Regions from separate parts of the Homo sapiens genome. Here region 1 is linked to region 2. Evidence: chromatin contacts called from ENCODE Hi-C or POLR2A ChIA-PET data. All regions are on one chromosome and are shown on one strand. The core of a region is the stretch at or near the end of the contact, and the rest is flanking DNA. Distances in the headings are between cores, read along the strand shown.

Region 1 (6,595 bases), core at 3,661-6,160, 520 kb after region 2:
GGGATGGGATTGAAGAACACGTGGGACAGGTGAAGGCAGAAAAGCAAAAACAGACTCCAGAAAGTCTCTGCCTTCAATGGCCAAGCTTGGCTTCTCATCCCCTGTATTTCCCCTCCCCAGTGAGGCATTTCTCTTGCCTTCCCCTTCTTTCCTGGGCCATCCCATCTCCCAGTCTCTATCCTCACCAATCTTCTCCAATCTTGTAGACATAGATGATGTTGTCAGTCTGTCCTATGGCAATTTTAGTGGAATCAGGAGAAAAAGCCATGCCCTTCACCATATAGCTCTTCCTGCCATACTAAGAGTTTAAAAAAAAAAAAAGAAAGAAAAAGAAGTAATGAGTACACATGAAAGAGAAAAGAGAAAAAAAGGCATATGTGTGCTCCTAAGGGAGCTTGAGGATTTATACTGAGAAAAAGGTGGGGTATGCCATTTCCTATGCTGATGGCTAGAAGGCAGACTACGTCTTTCAAGTTGTGAGACCCCATCAATAGGTTAAATAAGGTACACATGAATACACTGTTTACCTTCATGTCAGCTGGTTTGGTGGAGAATTTATCTCTCCGTTCTCCATGTTCATCATACAGCAAGACCACTCGGTCCACTGTGCAGACAGCAAATTTGGCATTGTTCTGGGACCAAGCCATGCAGGTCACCTTTGCAGCTCCATCCTGTAGAGGCAAAGGGGTAAAAACAAACCCATGTGCTGGTCTAGAATGCCAAAAGCATTTCTAGCTTCATTAATTCTAGTGTAATACTGGTCAATTTTCTTCCTGTCACGGTTCTATCCTCAAAACAAAGAGATGCCTGTGGCCCATGCTGGTCTCCAAGGCCTTCAGATCCTGGACTGTGAGAACAACAGGCTTCTAGAGACTCATATGCAAATGCACTAAGAGGCAGGGTGCTAAGTCAACTGTATCAATGAATCCCTGCAACGGCCTCCTCGTTTCCAGGTCTGCTACTGAAATAAATTCAATTAGTCTGGTAAGTTTTGGTCATTAGCCATTCATTCAATTAATATTTTTTTAGCACCTTATTGATCAAGGCACTTGGCCAGGGGCTGAGAGAGAGACAAAAAGCAAACCATAGATCCTGCCTCCACGTCTAATAAGATGGTGCAAAATAGAAAAGTCCTATTAAAGTATGTATAAAGTACTACAATAGTTTGGAGAAGCCTGAGAGAATTTTATGCTTAAATTATCAAAATTAAGCTTTGAAGAATGAATGCAGTTGAGTAGGAAGTTATCTGAGATGGGAGGAATGGCAATGAGCAAAGGCAAATTCTGGACAAGAAACAGTAATTTAGTTTATTTGAAACTATTATACCTTATAAATAGTAGAATAGACGGGGTAAGGCAGGAAAAACAGGCCAGCTCAGGAAGTCTTTGAAGCCAGGCAAAGGAGTTTGGGCTTATTTGAAAGGAAAGGGAGAGACAGTGAGAGTTCAGGATGGGCGAGTACGAGTTGAGACTCAGGACGAATAATCCCACTTTCTTTTCTTCTTAACTACCCACTTCAGAGAAACCCAAGTTAGAAGTTATCTCCAGGTGAATTATTCTGACCAGATCTGACCCTTCCAACACTAGCTCTGGTCCTAAGGGACTAGCTCTGCTACTAAGGGTTTCCTTCCTTGAAAACAAAACATTTTATTCTGCTTTTCTTCTGCCCCAATTGTTTAATTATTTGGACACTAGAGTTCTGGCTTCAAACATTGACACTTTACACTCCAAACTCACCTATCTCCAAAGTCAGAAGTAAAAAGTCTATTTTCCTGCAAATCCTCAAACCAGAAAATAGCCACACCACCATCACTATGATCCTCTAACTCTTCATTATATTAGGTTAGAAGGCCTGAGGGCTCCTCATCAATCTTTGCTGATCCTCCTGCTTTATCGCTTTGCCCAATTCTGGGCATTCAGCCCTACCTGCATCATGACATCATCTTATTTTGAGAGACTGAAGGAGGATTTCATTTCCAATTTTTCCATTAGGGCGGAGAAATTTTTAAAGTACAGATTCAATGGACAGCTTGCTGAGCAATGAGCACAAATCTCTGTCTTTTTATTTTTTTCTCCAACTGAGGAGAGAGCACAACTATCTTTGTTCTAATTTCCTTCTTTTTTTTTTTTTGACGGAGTCTCACTCTGTCCCCCAGACTGGAGTGCAGTGTCACAATCTCAGTTCACTGCAACCTCTGTTTCTTGGGCTCAAGCGATTCTCCTGCCTCAGCCTCCCAAGTAGCTGAGGCTATAGGCGTGTGCTACCATGCCTGGCTAATTTTTTTATATTTTTGGTAGAGACATGGTTTCACCGTATTGCCCAGGCTGGTCTTGAACTCCTGACCTCAAGTGATCCACTCACCTTGGCCTCCTGAAGTGCTGGGATTACAGGCGTGAGCCACCACGCCCGGCCTGTGTTCTCATTTCCTCCTATTGTCCAAATGCCACACCCTCTGTGAAGCCTTCCTGATTTCCATAATCAATTAATTCTCCTTTCTCTACAATATGTACCTCACTAGATTTTTTTATTAAGTGAGGTAGGGAATAAAATAATAAGAGCTTGCCTTTAACAAGTACTTACCATAGAATAGGCATTTTGATAAGTGCTTGACAAGCATAATCTCATTTTACCTCATAACACTGAGGTAGATGCTATTATTATCCCCCTTTTACAGATAGATGAATGGAAGCCCAAAAAGATTAAGTAATTTGCCCAAGTTCACATATACAGTTTGTAAGTGGTAGGACCATGATTTATTTATTTAATTAATTTATTTTTTGAGGCAGAGTCTCGCTCTGTCACCCAGGCTGGAGTGCAGTGGTGCGATCTTGACTCACTGCAACTCTGCCTCCTGAGTTCAAGCGATTCTCCTGCCTCAGCCTCCCGAGTAGCTGGGATTACAGGCATGCGCCACCACATCTAGCTAATTTTTGTATTTTTAGTAGTTTCACCACGTTGGCCAGGATGGTGTCGAACCCCTGACCTCGGGTGATCTGCCTGCCTCGGCCTCCCAAAGAGCTTGGTTTACAGGCATGAACCACTGCGCCTGGCCTAGAACCATGATTAAATCCATGTATGTGTAAATCCATAAACCATAATCCCAATTTCTTTATTAAGGTACCCCAGTACATATTACACACTCAGTTATGGAACATCTTATTTATTTTTAAGACACAGCCTCACTCTGTCACCCAGGCTGGAGTGCAGTGGTGTGATCACGTCTCACTGCAGCCTCGACCTCCTGGGCTCAGGAGATCCTCCCACTTCAGTGACCCCAGCAGCTGGGCCTACAGGTGCTTGCCACCACACGAGGCTATTTAAAAAAAATTTTTTTTTTTTGGACAAAGTCTCACTCTTGTCCCCCAGGCTGGAGTGCAGTGGCACGATCTCGGCTCACTGCAACCTCCACCTCCCGGGTTCAAGCGATTCTCCTTCCTCAGCCTCCTGAGTAGCTGGGATTACAGGCGGCTGCTGCCACGCCCGGCTAATTTTTGCATTTTTAGTAGAGATGGGGTTTCACCATGTTGGCCAGGCTGGACTTGAACTCCTGACCTCAGGTGATCCGCCCGCCTCGGCCTCCCAAAGTACAGGGATTACAGGTGTGAGCCACCGCACCTGGTCAAAATTTTTTTGTAGAGGTCTTGGAATCTTGGGCTCAAGTGATCCTCCCACCTTGGCCTCCCAAATTGCTGGGATTACAGGTGTGAGCCACTGGGCCTGGCCAGACATCTTATTCTTATTAGCTTTGTATTATTCTGTCCTTTGAATTTTGAATGTCCTTTCCTCTTGTCTATCAATTTTTCACACTGCTTTTCAGTTTACAATGCTCTTTTGTGTATATTACTCTATATAACTCTTCCCCAAGTCCCCTAAAGTTGCTATTAGTACTCATGTTTTTTCAAATGAAGAAGTTGGTGAGTGCTCCGAGACATTGTATAATAAAGGCTAAAGTTAGAGATATCAGGTCATTTGTTTAAAGTACTGGTGGCCAGTCTGGGCAACATGGGGAAACCTCGTCTCTACAAAAAACAAAAACAAAAACAAACAAAGAAACAAAAAATTACCCGGGCGTGCTAGCGCACGTCTGTAATCCCAGCTACTTGGGAGGCTATGGCAGGAAAATCCCTTGAACCCGGGAGGCGGAGGTTGCAGTGAGATCGAGCCACTGCACTCCAGCCTGGGCAACAGAGCAAAACTCTGTCTCAAATAGTTAAATAAAGTAGTGGTTGACCTGAAATAAGGACAAGGTAAGAAATTTTAAAAAGAAAATAAGAAAGTAGTGGTGGAGCTAGGACTTAAATTCTGGTGTGCTAACTCCAAAGCCCACCCTTTCTTCACCATGTTTCAGGGCTCCTCCCCTAGTGCCCAGCCTCTCCTGAATCAGAATACACGGTTCGGTCTTTGCACTCCCCCTTCAGGGCTTGCACCTAAGGCGCTTATTTAATTATGGGCACATGCATACTCGCTGCTTACATGTGCACCTCACCCTCTAATACGAGCCTCCTGAAGGGAGGGACATAAGTCGGGTGGTTTGGGATTCCTACGAACCCCAGCATGGGGCCTGTACACAACTGATGTGAATGAAATGTAAGGAAAGCTACAAGTCCTTAGCCCTGCATCTCGCCTCCTGGACGCTGTATCGACAGGCCAAGATCCAGATCATCGCTATATCCCTTACAGCCTTCTGCACACAGTAGGAGGTCAACATCATTAAACTTCAGTTCCCCCACTTTTCTTGGAACATAAAGCATAAGGGGGAGGGACTGGCACGCAATTCCTCACCTGAGGGCTCAGCAGGGTCCTCAGGTGCTTCAAGTGCATGACGCACACCTGTCTTTCAGATGCTCCTAGACAGCGACAACTCCCGTGGTTACCTGGACAACCCGCCACGCAGCCGCAGCGACAGGCACTGACGCTTATGCGACCGGAGCGCAACACGCGTCGCAAGGTCACACGTAACTTTGCGGCGAAGCAAACAGAACGTGCGCAAGCGCGGTGAGATCTAGGGCGGGCCCTTGAGAGGGCTTCATGAATGTTCTCCTTGACCAATCCCGTCGCCGCATGCAAACTCAAGACCAAGCCCCGCCCACAAGCCTTCAGCCAGCCCCAGGTCCTACGTCATAGCGGTCCGTCTCGCTCTTCGATGTACCTGACTTTCTGAGTGCACTCTCTTAATCCTCACAACTCTGGAGGGAAGCAGGGCGGTTTCCATGATAGGCCTTCTGCAGTTGACGGAATTGTACCCAAATAGGTTACATGATTTGCACGGGATCGCAAGGCTAATAACGATAGCTAACGATGAATACTCAGTATGTGTCTGCCAGGTACTGTGTAAAGTATTGTACGTGCATTTATATCATTTAATCCCAAAACCACCTTTTGAAGGGGATAGCGTTATTATTAGTCTCATTTTACATAACAGGAGACTCAGGGCACTTGCTCAAACTAACACAGCCAGCGAAGGACTTGGAACTGGAGTTCAACCCAGAGTTAGTAGCTTTAAACAGCTTTTATGTTCCTTCTCAACTCCTAGCTCGCTCTCTCCATGCCACGATACTATAACCTGTCACATTCCCATCCCAATAAATGACATTTATTCTCAGAATCTGGAAGATGAGTGTTTTGGAACTAGCTGCCAAAGAAACGTAAGGTACCCTACTTCCTAATTGGGTAATGGTGGGTTAAAGACTGCTGTTTACATTGGAATGTTTTTATGGTTCAGTTTGTTGTTGTTGTTGTTTTGAGACAGAGTTTCACTCTTGTTGCCCAGGCTGGACTGCAATGGCGCGATCTTGGCTCACTGCAACCTCTGCCTCCCGGGTTCAAGAGATTCTCCTGCCTCAGCCTCCCAAGTAGCTGGGATTACAGGCATGTGCCACCACGCCCGACCAATTTTGTATTTTTAGTAGAGACAGGGTTTCTCCATGTTGGTCAGGCTGGTCTCAAACTCCCGACCTCAGGTGATTTGCCCGCCTTGGCCTCCCAAAATGCTGGGATTACAGGCGTGAGCCACCGTTCTCGGCCTGTGGTTCAGTTTTGAGGGCAGACCTGACTTGGCTCACCCGATAGGTTGTCTTGTGATACCTGGGGTTAGAGATTGGTTAAGTAGAAAAGAGACTGACTTGTTGATCTTTGGAGTCCCGTTCAGAATTTTTGGCCTATCTTCTAACATACCAGAGAGATTGAAATGCAGAAAGGAGTTATTCATAAGCCTGCTCTGAAATGATCCAAAGTTGGGAAGATCTGTAACTCTCCAGGAAGTGTAACATATGCTCTCCAGACAGACTGTGGGTCCAGAAGCCTTCCCCCACAGTGGTTTGCAAGTGTCAACAGGTGTTTGTCTCATGGCCACCAACCACCCCTTAGAAAATAGGAAAGAGCAGAGGACAGCCCCTATTTTCACAGGAAACAAGTAGGCCTCAGAGCTCAAATGAGAATTATTTTGACAGGGGAGTCCCAACCCCTCAGTTTTATTTTCAGAATCCTCCTCTGGATATGGTGGCAGAGCATGAATATAAACTCATTTATGAATTACAGTTATTACTGACTTTGACTGACTAAACAGAGACAGAGATGAAAGGGAATGCAAAAGAGG
Region 2 (7,258 bases), core at 1,200-3,699:
CATAGTAAAATGTTAATATGTAGAGAATCTGGGTGAAGGGTATATAGGAACTCTTTGTAGAATGGTCCTCTACCTTGTGTATGACAAAGGGGTGGGGTTACAAGGATCATAGCTTCTTCTCAGGATTACTCAGGACAGTCTACACCACCCAAGTCTATACCTGTAACAATGAAGCTGAGCTGGAACTTCAGAATGGGAAAGCAAGATAAACTGAGCGTGCGACTTCCCTATTGCCTTGGTGACACCCAGATACCCTGCAGATGCAGTTAGAAACAGCTCCAGTTGTCCAACTCTGTGGCTAGAAAAAAGTGTAGCCTGGGTTTTTACTCTCCTAACCCCTTGATTTGTTTTGGGAATTATTGTCTACAAAGAGCTCTCTCCTTTCTGATAATTGCTTTAGGTGGAAGAAGAGAGGATATGCTGTGTCCCCTCTCTTTTCTTACTTACTCTATTTGTAACTTTCTTCTTTTTTCCCCAAGAAAATGGGCTTAGTTGGGGTGCTTTGGCACCAATAGTCCTGCGGCGGAATCTGTGGGAGCTAGACAGGGAGATTTGGAAGAGAATGCTAGGTTGTGAGCTCTTGCTTTTGAGTTGTTTGAAGAGAATGCTGCATCTCTGGCATGTCAACAAGCCCAGCAGAATCCAGTAACGTTCACCAAGAAGGCTTGATTAGAGCTGGTTAGGGGATGATCAGGATGGTTAGGTGTGAAGAGCTTACGCTGATTATGGAGGGTATGGGAGTCACGGGGTTGGTACCCAGTGAGGAAATTTACCTTAGTAGAAACATTTGGGATAGTGTAGAAGAGAGAAGAGCTAGAGGCGAGGATTCAGGAAATAGAGAATGCCAGAGTCTCAATTAACAGGATGGAAAGCTAAGGAGATGAAAGACTTATAATAGTAGCATAGTACTAAAAGACAAACTATGTGTAAAGGTATTAGAAATGGGGACTGGGACTCTGAGGCAGTTAGGCCAGAGAAAAGAAGAAGGAAAAGATTTGTCTTCATTTGATTCAATTACATAAGCATTTCTCAGAATCTGCTATGTGTCACATGCTGTGGTGGATGCTGAGGGAGCTGATGAAAAAGACAGAATTCCTGCCCACCAGGGTCACATAGTCTGGAGACACAGACACGTAAACAAATGACGATAGTGTAAGGTGTGTGTAAGAAAGGAGGAATGTACAGGGTTGGTACAAAGGTGACCTCAAGGCATCCATGGGAATCAGGGCTGAGGGAGGAAGAGCCAGAAGACATCAGCACAAAGAGAACCAAGATGCTGAAGTCACAGGGGGAAAGAACATACTGGAGCCCCGGGCAGAGCAGTGCTGGACAAGGACAGCAAGTGTGGAGAGGAAAGGGAGATCCAGAAGAACCGAGGAGATCCATAACAGCATGCTTGGAGGAGGAAATTCGGGAAAACGAATGGACATGTCAGAGGGAGCTAGTTATGAGGAAGTGGACTGCAAACCAGATAGTGAGCAAGATGAAGAAATGAGGTGTTTATCCTTGCAATGGGAGAGAGACAATAAGGCTGACAAAAACTCAAGTGGTCTGTGGATAGACGATTTCGTTAGCTCGATTTAAGGGTAAAGGGCACACTCTCTGGTAGGAGATGAAAGGGGATGTTTAAAACAGGTAGAAAAAAATTGGGCCGGGCGCGGTGTCTCACGCCTGTAATCCCACCACTTTGGGAAGCCGAGGCAGGTGGATCACCTGAGGTTAGGAGTTCGAGACCAGCCTGGCCGACATGATGAAACCCCTGTCTCTACTAATAATACAAAAACTTTGCCAGGCATTGTGGCGCACGCCTGTAATCCCAGCTACTCGGGAGGCTGAGGCAGGAGAATTGCTTGAACCCAGGAGGCAGAGGTTGCAGTGAGCCAAGATCGCGCCAGTGCACTCTAGCCTGGGCGACAAGAGTGAAACTCCGTCCCAAAAAAAAAGAAAAAAAAATGAATTTGGGAATTAGAGAAAAAGACTGTGATTGGAACCCACACACCAAGAGAGGAGATAAAACCCAGCCTTAGCTCTTCCATGTCGCTGAAAGAGAAGAAAACGTCTCTTTTTCCTTTTCCGTAGCCATAAAAGATGAAAATCCGTCATCCAGCTACTGAAATCAGGTGCACACGGTTGTTCCTCCTGTGATGAGACAGGGCGGAGGGATTGTTACCCTGTTGCCAGGGAAAAAGGAAGGGGCTGTTCCCAGTTGCTATGGTGACGAGGTAGGCGCGTTCCCTCGGTACCGCCGCACACGTCTGAAGCGGTCTCTTCTCCTCGTTGCTACGGCAACGCAGTGGGCCTGTTCCTGTCGCCCCCCGCCTCCCGCCGCAATCGCTAAGGCAAGGTGGAGGTAGGGGCTGTCCTCCCGCGGCTCAGTTGCCTTGGAGACGGCGGGTGCCCTGGCCCCGCCCCGCTCGGACTGACAGCGGCGGCCGCATCGCGCCTGCGCAGTGCCCTCGTCCCCCGCAGTCTCTGTGCGTTGAAGCCGGAGACCGCGGCGGCCTCAGCGAGGACCCTCCGCCCCGGAGCCGCCGGCCGGAGCCGCAGCCTCTGCCGCAGCGCCCCCGCCACCTGTCCCCTCCCCCTCCGCCTCCGCCGGAGCCGCCTCGTGCACTGTGAGTCCGGGCCGAGGCGACGGACGCCGTGGGGCTGAGTCAGCGGGAGGCCAGGGCCCGGGCTGGGGGAGGGGAACCGGGCTCCCCCCGCCCCTGCCTCCCCACCCGCACTCCCGCATCCCGACCGCGCCTTCCCCGCGCCGGTCAACCCCCTCCATCCCTGTCGCCGGGTTCCCTCCGGCCTTGGCGGCCCGGCCTCCCCAGCCACTCCCCCTCCCCTTCCCTCCCCTCCCCTTCCCTCCGTCTCTCCGGGTCCACCTTGAGGCTCCTTCCCCACTAGACGTGGCCACCGCACCTCTGCCCTGGGCTGATATTTTCTCCAAACTACCTCCCGTCCGCCCTTATCCCTTCTCCCTCCTCCTCACTCCTCCTAGGCCTGACATCTCCCGGCCTCTCTGGATCTCCCCAGTGATGTGCCAGAAAAAGAGTGACAGGAGAGCGAGGGGAGACTTGGGGGAGGGGGAACATCGGGCCAGGCCCAGCCTGGGGGCCTCGGGTTTCTTCCCCACACGCTCCTGCCTGGCTGGTTTGGGGAAGCAGGTCTGGACAGTTCTCACTGGCTGCTCAGAGCTTGCAGGGCTTTCCGAATAGATTTGGCTGGGAAGGGTTCAGCCCCATCGTGATCATCTAGCGTTTAATGAACGCGGCTAGTGCCTGGTGGCCTTCTAGTGGGCTGAGCTACTGCCCGGCCGGTGTTGCGGAGCGGGGAGTAGAAGTAGTGGAGGGAAGGGAGAAGAGGTTGCGTTTGGGAGCTCCAAGTTCCTGCGCTTCCGGTGTGGTGTTGTGAATAAGCATCTTGCGGAACTCTTTAAAATGCTTTTTTTTTTTTTTAAATCGCACTACAACCCTGGTATAATGTGAGGTTTGGAAAAAGGCCTGATACCATCCATAGGAAGTGCTTACTGTTTATATATGAAGGGGCTGTGGCAGGACTTGATCTTGGATTCCTGTAAATTAACTAATTGGATAGTAGTGAGTTTTTAACATAACGTGTGCAGAGTTGAGAGGAAGGAGAAAAATCGAAGCTTCTCCATGGTGTAGGTGTGAGGCCTGTACACTGTGCCTCCTCCAGCTGTGTGTCTTTGTGGGGCTGTCACCAGATAGGGGTTCTAGCATATTTGGACAATTCCCTGGGTTATGTTTGCTACCCCTCCACCTGCCCATCTTGCAGTCCCTGTTCTTGGAATAGAAGAGGGTCCCAAACAGTTTTCTTTTTCCAGAAGAACTGAGTTGAAGTCAGAGTTAGTGCCCAGAGCCAGAAACTCTTAATAAACATGTCTCAACTTGAGGGCCCCTAACTACTATATGACCTCATTGTCAGCTTCTTTTTTATTTGGCTTCCAAATTTCAGTGTGCTTTTAGAAAGCACGTGTAAATATAAGCCAGATCTACCGCACAAGAGGCTTTGGGATTTTTACTCCAGATGGTAAAAGGAACGCATGGTCCATTTCTAAAAATCATGGTGAAGGAGCCACTCATTTGGAGTTTCCGGGGTTGCAAACAATGAGAAATAACTATTTCACTCTTTACTTTGCTCAATCATGGCCTATTGGCAGCCTCCTCATAGCCACTCCCTGCCCCCATGCCCATCAGATTAGTTTACAGTAGCCAAGACGGCTGTCGCCCTAGTTTTAAACATAGAGATGAAGTTCAGGAAAACTATAGCCCCCATCCAGCAGGGCAGTTTCTTCTGTTTCGAATGCCAGACTGGGGTTTGGTGGGATGCACCTGCCTGTGGTGCAGTGGGAACTGTGGGGCCTGAGAGTGGCATTCCTTCTGTGTGGTCCTGTGTCACATAGCTCACCAAAATACCCGAGCAGGGCAGGAGCAGACAGCTGTACTGGAGAGCTGCTCCTCCTGGGCTGAGTGTATTTTGGGAATCAGCGATATTACTGGGGTGGAGGGTTGTGAATTAAGGAGGAAGAAAATGTGTCAAGGCTAGATAGATCAGGAGGGTGTAAGTAAAATGTTCCTTTCCAGTTTGCTATGGGATAGTACATTTTCAGAGGATCAGAGTAGTTTTTATATGGATTAATTTGCCTTTGAAATCCATACCAGTGTTTTATGAGATAATGATGGAATGCCTTTTAAACTGCTACTATGAGGAAACAGGACTAATACTTGTCTTATACATTGCCTATCCAGCTGTTGCTGAATGTAATTGTTAAGATCAAGGAGAGGGACATGATTTGAACCAAGTTAGACCTAAATCTATGTAATGGTATTGAGGTTTTGTAGGACTGTATTCTTGATTCTAAGACACACCAGCAATTTACCAATAGCTTTTAGGTAAAATAATCTAATGCTACCAGATCAAAATATATATGCTGATTCCAAGGTGCATCCTCATTTTAGAAACATTAAAACCCTCGGGAAATGGCAAGACTTGAGGGAGGGATTTGTGAATCTTGGAACTGAGAAAGAATGCTATTGATAGTATTCCTGTGTGATGATGCCGTTTCTGACCTACCGTCCTGAGAGTGCATGCATTGTGAAGCTGAGTTTCTTCTAGTCCTTCCTGCACGCCAGCACACATTGTGGGGTTGTATTTGTAAGATGACTGGCTGGAGTTAGGCATAGTAGGAGGCTATTGAACGGAGGAAAGTTCCCATATGAGAATCCAACCCAGGGTCTTAATGTGGTACTCTCCAGAAACTGAGCCAACTAACTGGCAGCAAACGTCTTATGAGCTATTCCTGAATTTAGCCGAGTAACATTTGTCAGAAGCCGAACAGAAAATATAGTTTTTTTTTTTTTTTTTTTGAGACGGAGTCTCGCTCTGTCGCCCAGGCCGGACTGCGGACTGCAGTGGCGCAATCTCGGCTCACTGCAAGCTCCGCTTCCCGGGGTTCACGCCATTCTCCTGCCTCAGCCTCCCGAGTAGCTGGGACTACAGGCGCCCGCCACCGCGCCCGGCTAATTTTTTGTATTTTTAGTAGAGACGGGGTTTCACCTTGTTAGCCAGGATGGTCTCCATCTCCTGACCTCATGATCCACCCGCCTCGGCCTCCCAAAGTGCTGGGACTACAGGCGTGAGCCACCGCGCCTGGCCAGAAAATATAGTTTTTTAAAACAGAATGCATCTGCCCTGATTTGCTTACAGATACATTTGTAAAGGTCCCAAGGCACATGTCTCCCTCGCTTAGGATGTTAGCACTGGAGGTGACCCCAGATGGTATAGTTTAATGCCCTCATTTCTAAAGTTGACACAAGACACCAAGAGTTAAATGACTTACCTAAGGTCACCCAACCCATGCAGAACGTATGTAAAAACACTTTGTAAACTGTGTACACTAGGCAGATGAATGTTGGTGGTTATTAGTGGCTGAGTCAGGATTAGATCTCCAGATTTCCAGACTAGAGTTATTCTTCAACACCACATTGCCTCATCCCTCATAATGTTCCAAAGGGTTTTAATAAAAATAATTTAGTAGTCCGTAATTAGCCCTGTAGGCAAGGGCTTGTTTTGTCATCTGAGATGCTGCACAGCCAGGCAAAATTTTGTGTCAAACTGTCTAACTAAATATTTATTCTTGCCACTTTAAAAATAATATTTTTTATCACACATTCTGACTTCAGGAAGGTCTTTCTTTTTTTAATTTGCATCAACTAACAGAAAAGCAAATGTGAAGTTGGGTATTTGAAGTCTTTTCTACTTCTTATCTGTGAGACTGCCGCATTCCAGAAAGCAAGGTGGAGAGGCAGATGGGGCTGAGAGGAGGAGCGTGCACATTGGGCAGCTGCGGGCTTATCTTCCACCTCTCAGAATGGAACCTTTTGTAGTTTCTGGGAGCCATAAGGACTTCTAAACCCTCTCCTTGGGAAGCGCGGAGGCAGCCTGACCTCTGGAAGCAGGCAGACTTGAGTTCAGATCCCCATCCAGCCATCTCCTGGCTGTGTGGCCTTGGGTGAGTTATGTTACCTCTGAATGCCAGTTTCCTCATTTATAACCCTGGAATAATAACTATCTGTTTTACAGGGTTGTTGTGAAGATTAAATGAAAGGGAGTATGTAGAGTGCTTGCTTCATAAGAAATAGCAATGATTATTTTATATTGACTAAAGCATAAAATAGCAAATAATGGTTTCAAAATTGTTTCGTGATTTAGGTCCATCTTGGACTCTCAGTTTTGTAGCCCCCATCTCTCAGCACCCCTCTCGGTATTTGACACGAACAGAGAAAAGGTTTGTACCGGGAAGACCCGGCACTTGCATTATTATTTCAACTGCCAAAACCGGAGTATATGAAATGTATCTTTGCTCCATGTATTCAGCCAACCTGAAAGACTGGCAGGACAGGAGCATTTGACTTTAGGAGGCACAGATGTGGTGTGCTTGGGTGTGTGGTGGGGGTGGCTAGTTCTCCAGCAGGGAGGCCAGTCTGGGGAGTGGTCTTCATTTGAAATAGAAAAGCTGCTGAGCTCTTGCTTGTGAGGGACACACATGTGGTCTTTATTGACTTCCTCAACTGGTAGAGGCATAGATTTCATCGGTGACTTTGCTAAAATCAGCTTCTGCATCCGTGAGATCCAGGGGGCAAGGGAAAGGAGCTATTCATCTTAAGAGGGAAACCTTGCCAGTGAGCAGAGGTAAAGGGAGGTCATTTTGGATGGAGAGAATTACAGACTGGCTCAAGGCAGAAAC

The links. Hi-C counts contacts between places; a loop is a spot of excess contacts on that map. ChIA-PET counts read pairs that join two places held with the same protein, here RNA polymerase II (POLR2A). Pooled maps may share reads with other maps.
Region 1: a pooled map shows a loop between it and region 2 (9-fold over the local background). The contact joins the promoter of IFT172 here to the promoter of MAPRE3 in region 2. A Hi-C loop is called at or near these places in 6 of 50 pooled maps. POLR2A ChIA-PET finds 5 or more read pairs at or near these places in 2 of 52 experiments (CD8-positive, alpha-beta T cell and activated naive CD4-positive, alpha-beta T cell).

Annotation. Positions count from the first base shown.
Region 1 is chr2:27,484,833-27,491,427 of GRCh38, forward strand. It overlaps IFT172 (intraflagellar transport 172), which reads right to left and starts at 4,911. Exons shown (of 48, transcript NM_015662.3): 1 at 4,783-4,911; 2 at 528-671; 3 at 186-298. The coding sequence starts at 4,821.
Region 2 is chr2:26,968,188-26,975,445 of GRCh38, forward strand. It overlaps MAPRE3 (microtubule associated protein RP/EB family member 3), which reads left to right and starts at 2,450. Exons shown (of 7, transcript NM_012326.4): 1 at 2,450-2,615. RefSeq lists a silencer at 2,335-2,664.